2 separate regions of the Homo sapiens genome follow, and region 2 is linked to region 1. Evidence: chromatin contacts called from ENCODE Hi-C data. All regions are on one chromosome and are shown on one strand. The core of a region is the stretch at or near the end of the contact, and the rest is flanking DNA. Distances in the headings are between cores, read along the strand shown. Region 1 overlaps LOC105373718 (a long non-coding RNA gene). Region 2 has its middle 240 kb from the start of TANK-AS1.

The links. A loop is a pair of places that touch in the nucleus more often than their neighbours do. Pooled maps may share reads with other maps.
Region 2: a loop to region 1 is called in a map of heart right ventricle, with 2.2 times the contacts of the local background. The contact joins two enhancer-like sites. A Hi-C loop is called at or near these places in 4 of 168 maps with a recorded cell type or tissue (CD8-positive, alpha-beta T cell, chondrocyte, endothelial cell of umbilical vein and 1 more) and 5 of 50 pooled maps.

Annotation. Positions count from the first base shown.
Region 1 is chr2:160,581,614-160,584,313 of GRCh38, reverse strand. All of the region lies in intron 2 of LOC105373718 (a long non-coding RNA gene), which reads left to right. Among named protein-coding and RNA genes, the nearest start is that of RBMS1, 89 kb to the right of the region's middle. Within about 2 kb of position 1,338, at least 6 of the 41 ENCODE cell types and tissues checked have a DNase peak (open chromatin) inside an H3K27ac peak, as active enhancers do; they include heart right ventricle, where a contact is called at or near this core.
Region 2 is chr2:160,917,558-160,920,458 of GRCh38, reverse strand. No RefSeq gene overlaps it. Among named protein-coding and RNA genes, the nearest start is that of TANK-AS1, 240 kb to the left of the region's middle. Within about 2 kb of position 1,343, at least 9 of the 41 ENCODE cell types and tissues checked have a DNase peak (open chromatin) inside an H3K27ac peak, as active enhancers do; they include heart right ventricle, where a contact is called at or near this core.

The sequences.
Region 1 (2,700 bases), core at 89-2,588:
TGGCTGCTGCTTGGGGCACACTGTAACCTGTGCTATTGCTCTTCCCTGTGAGGTTTGGGCTGAAATGAAAGCAAATATCCATTACAGTTGCCTTCTTAGCCCCCATCATGTCTTCCCCTTCAAAGTACACATTCCATTCCTCTAGGCCCATGTATCTCAGAGTCACGTGGGCGACATAATTAAATGCAGACTCACAGGCCCCAAGCCCAGGAATGCTGTTTCAGTAGGTCTGGTGTGGAGCCTAGGAATCTGCATCTCTACAAACACCCCAGGTGACCACACAGCCCATGGTCTGAGAAATGCTGCTGTGCAGTGAGTCCAGTCACGCCACACGCCTGTCAGCTGAGCTATTCACTGGGGCTGCCTGAGCTGTTGCCCTGACCGAACCCTTCTTTTGTGAGATCGCAAGGCTTTGGGTAAATATTCTTTTTACTTTCATGGGTAGTGACAGAGAGAGACACAAATAGAGAAATAGTAACAGGAACAACAGATAATAGTTCCAGCCCCAGGAATCAACTGGCAAATTTCAAAGTTAACAGTTTTTGCCAAGCTGATTACTGGTCAAATATTTTTTGACTGGCAAGGTGAGAGAAAATCTGCATATTGATAAAACTGTAGATATGTTGGTGGAAAGATATACACATTTACACCCATTCTCTTTATGTCATCATTTTACAGTACGAAGAATAAAAACGCATGTGCACAATGAGTTAGCCAACCTACCTGATCAAGGGGAAGCAGAAATAACTCAGAACCTCAGATCTGTAAACATCTAGTATATTAACACTGTCCCAGAAAAGGCTTTGTGTATCAGACTATGAGGAAGACCTGCATCAAAGGCAGGAGGAGGGGACGACTGCAGAGCACAAAAGGATTTTCAAGCCCTCATTTCTGTCCTGTGCAATGGAAAATAGCAGAAATGTTGGCAGCAAGACAAAACAAATGGTATTTCAGACTCTTGAAAAGTATTATATTACATGCAGTTCCTAATGATATCTAGTATTAATCTAAAACTAACACCCAAGGTCAACTCTACAGTATGTTTTATGATTACTAAATGATACAACATTCTGAATGTCTGGGAACAGACATTTTTGCATGGGAGATGGCCTAGAGAGCTAGTAAGAAGCTTGTTTTTCTTTGTTTCAACATTTTCCTCTCCAACTTCCTATCACTCCCTTCTTTAAAGAAGAAGAAGAAGGAGGAGGAAAAATAAAACTATTTGTAGTAACTGCTCTAGTTTCTGCCCTTAGAAATCTGCTCTATTTATTAACTACTCCTCCGGTGAAGAAATTCCACTGAAATTCCTTCAGGGCCTGGCTGCCTTTCAGCTTCTCTCTGCACATTCCTGCCTCTATGTATGTCACCATCTTAAATAGCTGAGCCTTCTGTGCTTTAATAAGGTCTCTCTATAATCCTTTTTTTTTTTAAGAACACAGACCTAGTTTTGCTAAATTTCTGAATACCTTGGATTATAAAGCCCCCATAATACTAATTAATTTCTGTTCTACCTTGTCTCTGTCCTCACTGGTCGGCTAATAACATAAGGACCAGAACTGACCTCATTATAATAACTTCTTACATTTCTTACAGCATAATGGAAATGATTCCTCCAGGCTGGTATTTGAATTACATCCCCCTCCCTCCTGCTACCCCCCCATCCCCAACCCCGAGGCACTATGTTAAAGATTTAGATGTGCATTCTTCACAGATTTCAATTTTCTGGGTCCCAAAATTTGGGTACTAAATTTTTTACAAGGCATATTCTTTTTCTTTGCAAAGTTCATGACATGTCCAAGCATTGCACTGTCTGCATAGAAAACTAAACATTGTTACGCATGGTTCTGAATTACCATCAGCCAGAATTTATCAAAAAAAAAAAGAAAGAAAGAAAACTGTAAACATCCTATTGTCTTTCTTATGACAGGGGCTTGCTTGAAAAGAAGCTTTCAGAAGCTCTTAGTAAGAGCATCTCACCCCTTAGGGTATAAGGAGTCAGCAAACATTTTATCTTGATTTTACCCAGATGGAGGCTTTTGAGTTCTGGTCCTATGAGAAAATCCCAGAACTCTCTCCACAAATTTAGATTAGTGACGTATTTCATAAATGCATCTTTTCCCTTCCCCTTCCCCACTCCACTCCCCTTCTTAAATTATCTCCAGACCCTTGTAGCACAAACTAGTCTTGGAGCTGGATGAGGAATAATTTCCAGTGTTCTATACCACTGTAGGATGACTGTAGTTAACATTAATATATTATATACTCTCAAATAGCTAGAAGCAGGATATTAGATGTTCCCAACACAAATAAATGGTAAACATTTGGGATGATGGATGTGGTAATTATTCTGATCTGATCACTATACATTCTGTGTGTTGAAACATCACTGTGTATCCCATGAATATCTCTAATTATTATTTTTCCATTTTTTAAACTTTTTTTAAAAAATCAGTATTGGAGCAAAGAATTGACTGGCTCTTTTTGCTGATTCCTCAGCAGGATGAAAAGTACCCCTGTCCACATATTGGGACCCCTTCGATTTTCTATTCAAGTGGCTTTCTGAGGTTTTCCGTTGAGCCCTGGTGCACACTCAAGGCAATCGTTCTCTATATGAGCTGTCTGTGTCATCCTGAATAGTAATCTTACTTGGGGCTCACCAGGGCCCTCCTCTGGCTCATTCTTGCCCTAGCTCCCGCTACC
Region 2 (2,901 bases), core at 94-2,593, 340 kb before region 1:
CTCCAATAATCCCTGGCAAGACAATTAGCTTAACCCACTTTTAAAGACAAAGCAAGGAGTTCTTGGTAAAGAATTACAGAAATTAAGGTTTCTCTCCCTTGCCACAATGTTCTAACACAAAAATGCTTCCATCAAACTAGCTGCCACTCCCTTGATTAAAGAACAAAAGCAAAACAAAACTTTGAGCTCCTTGTGGTGTCCTGATTTTCCTATTGGGTTTTGGCTTCATTATGCAAGTGCTTTTTGTCCCACACAGATCAGTTCTATGTTCTTCCTAGACAGAAGAGGTGATCTGACTGCCATTCAGAAATTTACCCACTCCACCCATGTCCCTGGTCGTTCTTCTGCTCATAGACTTTTCAAATGACTCTATATTATTGCTTGTTAAGCCTTTTAAATCAATTCCAACAAGTTATAATAATACTACATTGTATGACGTCTTTACTTAGAAGACCTTCTAAAGGCCTTTTAAGAGGTATTAACAATTTCCTCCACACGCACACATACCACCCATCCTGCTGCCATCACCACTGCCCACACAAAAATGAAGAAATCAAGATAGCAATTTTTAAAGAGTCAACATATACTCTGCCTCTCATTGCCTCTCATAATACTCTATCTCTCATTGCCAATTTATCAGAACTGATTCTTTACTGAACAGAGCCTATATTATGGCTATCTATATTGTGTTTCTACAAACAGACATTAAAAAAAATCAGAAGATTACTTTTTTGTAAATGATGTTTGTCATAGAGTACCCATGTATTAATACAGAACCCAAACTGGGATATTTTAGAGTAAGGAAGCACTATTTACAATTATTCTGGGGCAGCAGTCATCAACTGGCACTGACTTTATTCTTAAGTGACTTGTCTGAGTTTATGGATCTATAATCAACAGGGATCTCTGGGTTGCAAAACTCCATTTTTGCACAGCCCTGCCTTCCTCCTCCATTCCCTGACAGGGGTTATCCAGTGCTGTTGCCCACACCTGCAAGATGCCCATGATGGGGAGGGGCCCTGAGGATGGAGCCTCTGTAATTATTTGGAATACTCTCATGTTTTCCATGTTTGTCTGAAGGAGGTGTCCTGGACAGTATGGAAAAACCATTGTGAGGGTACTGTTTGGGAGCCTTGCTATGTCAACACCACAAAAAAAACAAAAAGACATTTACAACCAGGTGGGCAGCAAAATCTCTTTGTAAGCCATCTTTGGCCCTTTCTGGAGCCTCTTCCAGAAGTCTACCTTGGATGGGATGCCTATGCTTAGATGTGGACTAATCCGGGCTGGCTGGCTTCCCAATTAGTTATGTGAGGTCCTTAATTTCTGATGAGCTACTCTTAGGAAGTCAGGCCTGCAGGGGGCACTGCCTGCTCTGCCGGCCAGCGGGCTCAGAGGCCCTGGCCCTGCTACTCCCTGGACAACTGGTTCCCATCCTCCTTTTTGTTTGACTTGTCAACACGAATCCTTTCCCTGTAGAGCAAAACATGATAATTTCTCTCTCAAAATGGTTTTTAAACATAATTTTCTTTGAGATTAGTTTCATTCTCATACAAATTCAGTATTCCATTAATGTTAATTTTGCAGAAATTCAGATTAAAATTTTTTTGGAAGTTATAATATAAATACTGCAGGGTTTAAAATTGGCTTCCCTGGACATAGGATCATTTGAGGTCAATCTTTTCTCCCTCCCTGGATCAAAAGTAACCTTTTATTTCAAGACCGTGTGCCCACCATTTAGTCCCATTTCATGTTTTCTCAAATGAAATGGTCTTCGAGACCTTATGTCTTGATTTTGATAGACACATTTTGCTGATAGAGTAAGAATTTTCAGTTGTCTAGCTGAGGGACAGGGGATTAGAGTGCCCCTCTATCTTTCTTCAGTACTATTACAGCAGTGCCAGTAATAAATGAAGAATGCTGCCTCTCTCTAACTGCCTCTTGCTGACAATTTTCAGGAACTGATTAAATATTTGCATGATGTGGCTATAGTCCTGAATAATGCCTGAGAGGTCAGTGAGGAGCAACCCTACCCTCTCCCTTTCTATCTATGGCTGCTGAAGAGACATTCAGCATTAAGCTCAGTAGCACTGTAATACAAAGATACAATATCTTTCCTCTAATGACTCATTACTATCTATTTTAAAATGTAAGTACATTTATATAAAATGATAATGTCATGGTGTATCTAAGCTTTTCACATTATTGCTTTCTTTTCTCTTGCCATGTAGCCATGCATTATTTCTAATGGAAATTCAAAAATCAAAATGTTATCAATTCAGTTGTCAGGGGAAGGTCCGGATATTTGATTCAGTTCTTGCAGCAGTGGTAAAGAAGGCAGAACAAGGAGGTCTTCTGGAATGCCAGAGAAAGTGTGATGAAATGTGGTGGGTCCAACTCTCTTTGATGTCATGCATCATTGCTTCTTATAGCGGCACATCATTTAGCTAACATTGCTGGGGAATGAGGTGTCCCACATAGACACGTTTTCCAGAGCTGACACTTTTTCATGCCAATACTTTTATATTTTAAGTGAAGTGTCTGGATTAAAATCTAAAATATACAACAGTTTTTTGCCTTCTTAAGCAGAGCAAAGAAAGTACAAGGAATATTTTCTATTTGATCCAGGGTTATCTAATAGTGCACCAATCCTAAAGCAGGAGGGAGGATCTGTGTTTTAAGTTTGTGTTATTTATGGTAATTTATATCCTACTTATTCCTGAAATTACCTTGAAATGAAATACAATAAAATTGTACACAGTGGGCCAGGTTAAGCTCTCTGACAAGTGTGTAGGGTGCAGATATGTTTTATATTGAAACCAGATGTATATACTTTCAATATCAGACAGCAAAGGGACATCTTGTTTGAAATCCAAAGAAGTTGGTTTATATATTCTCCCT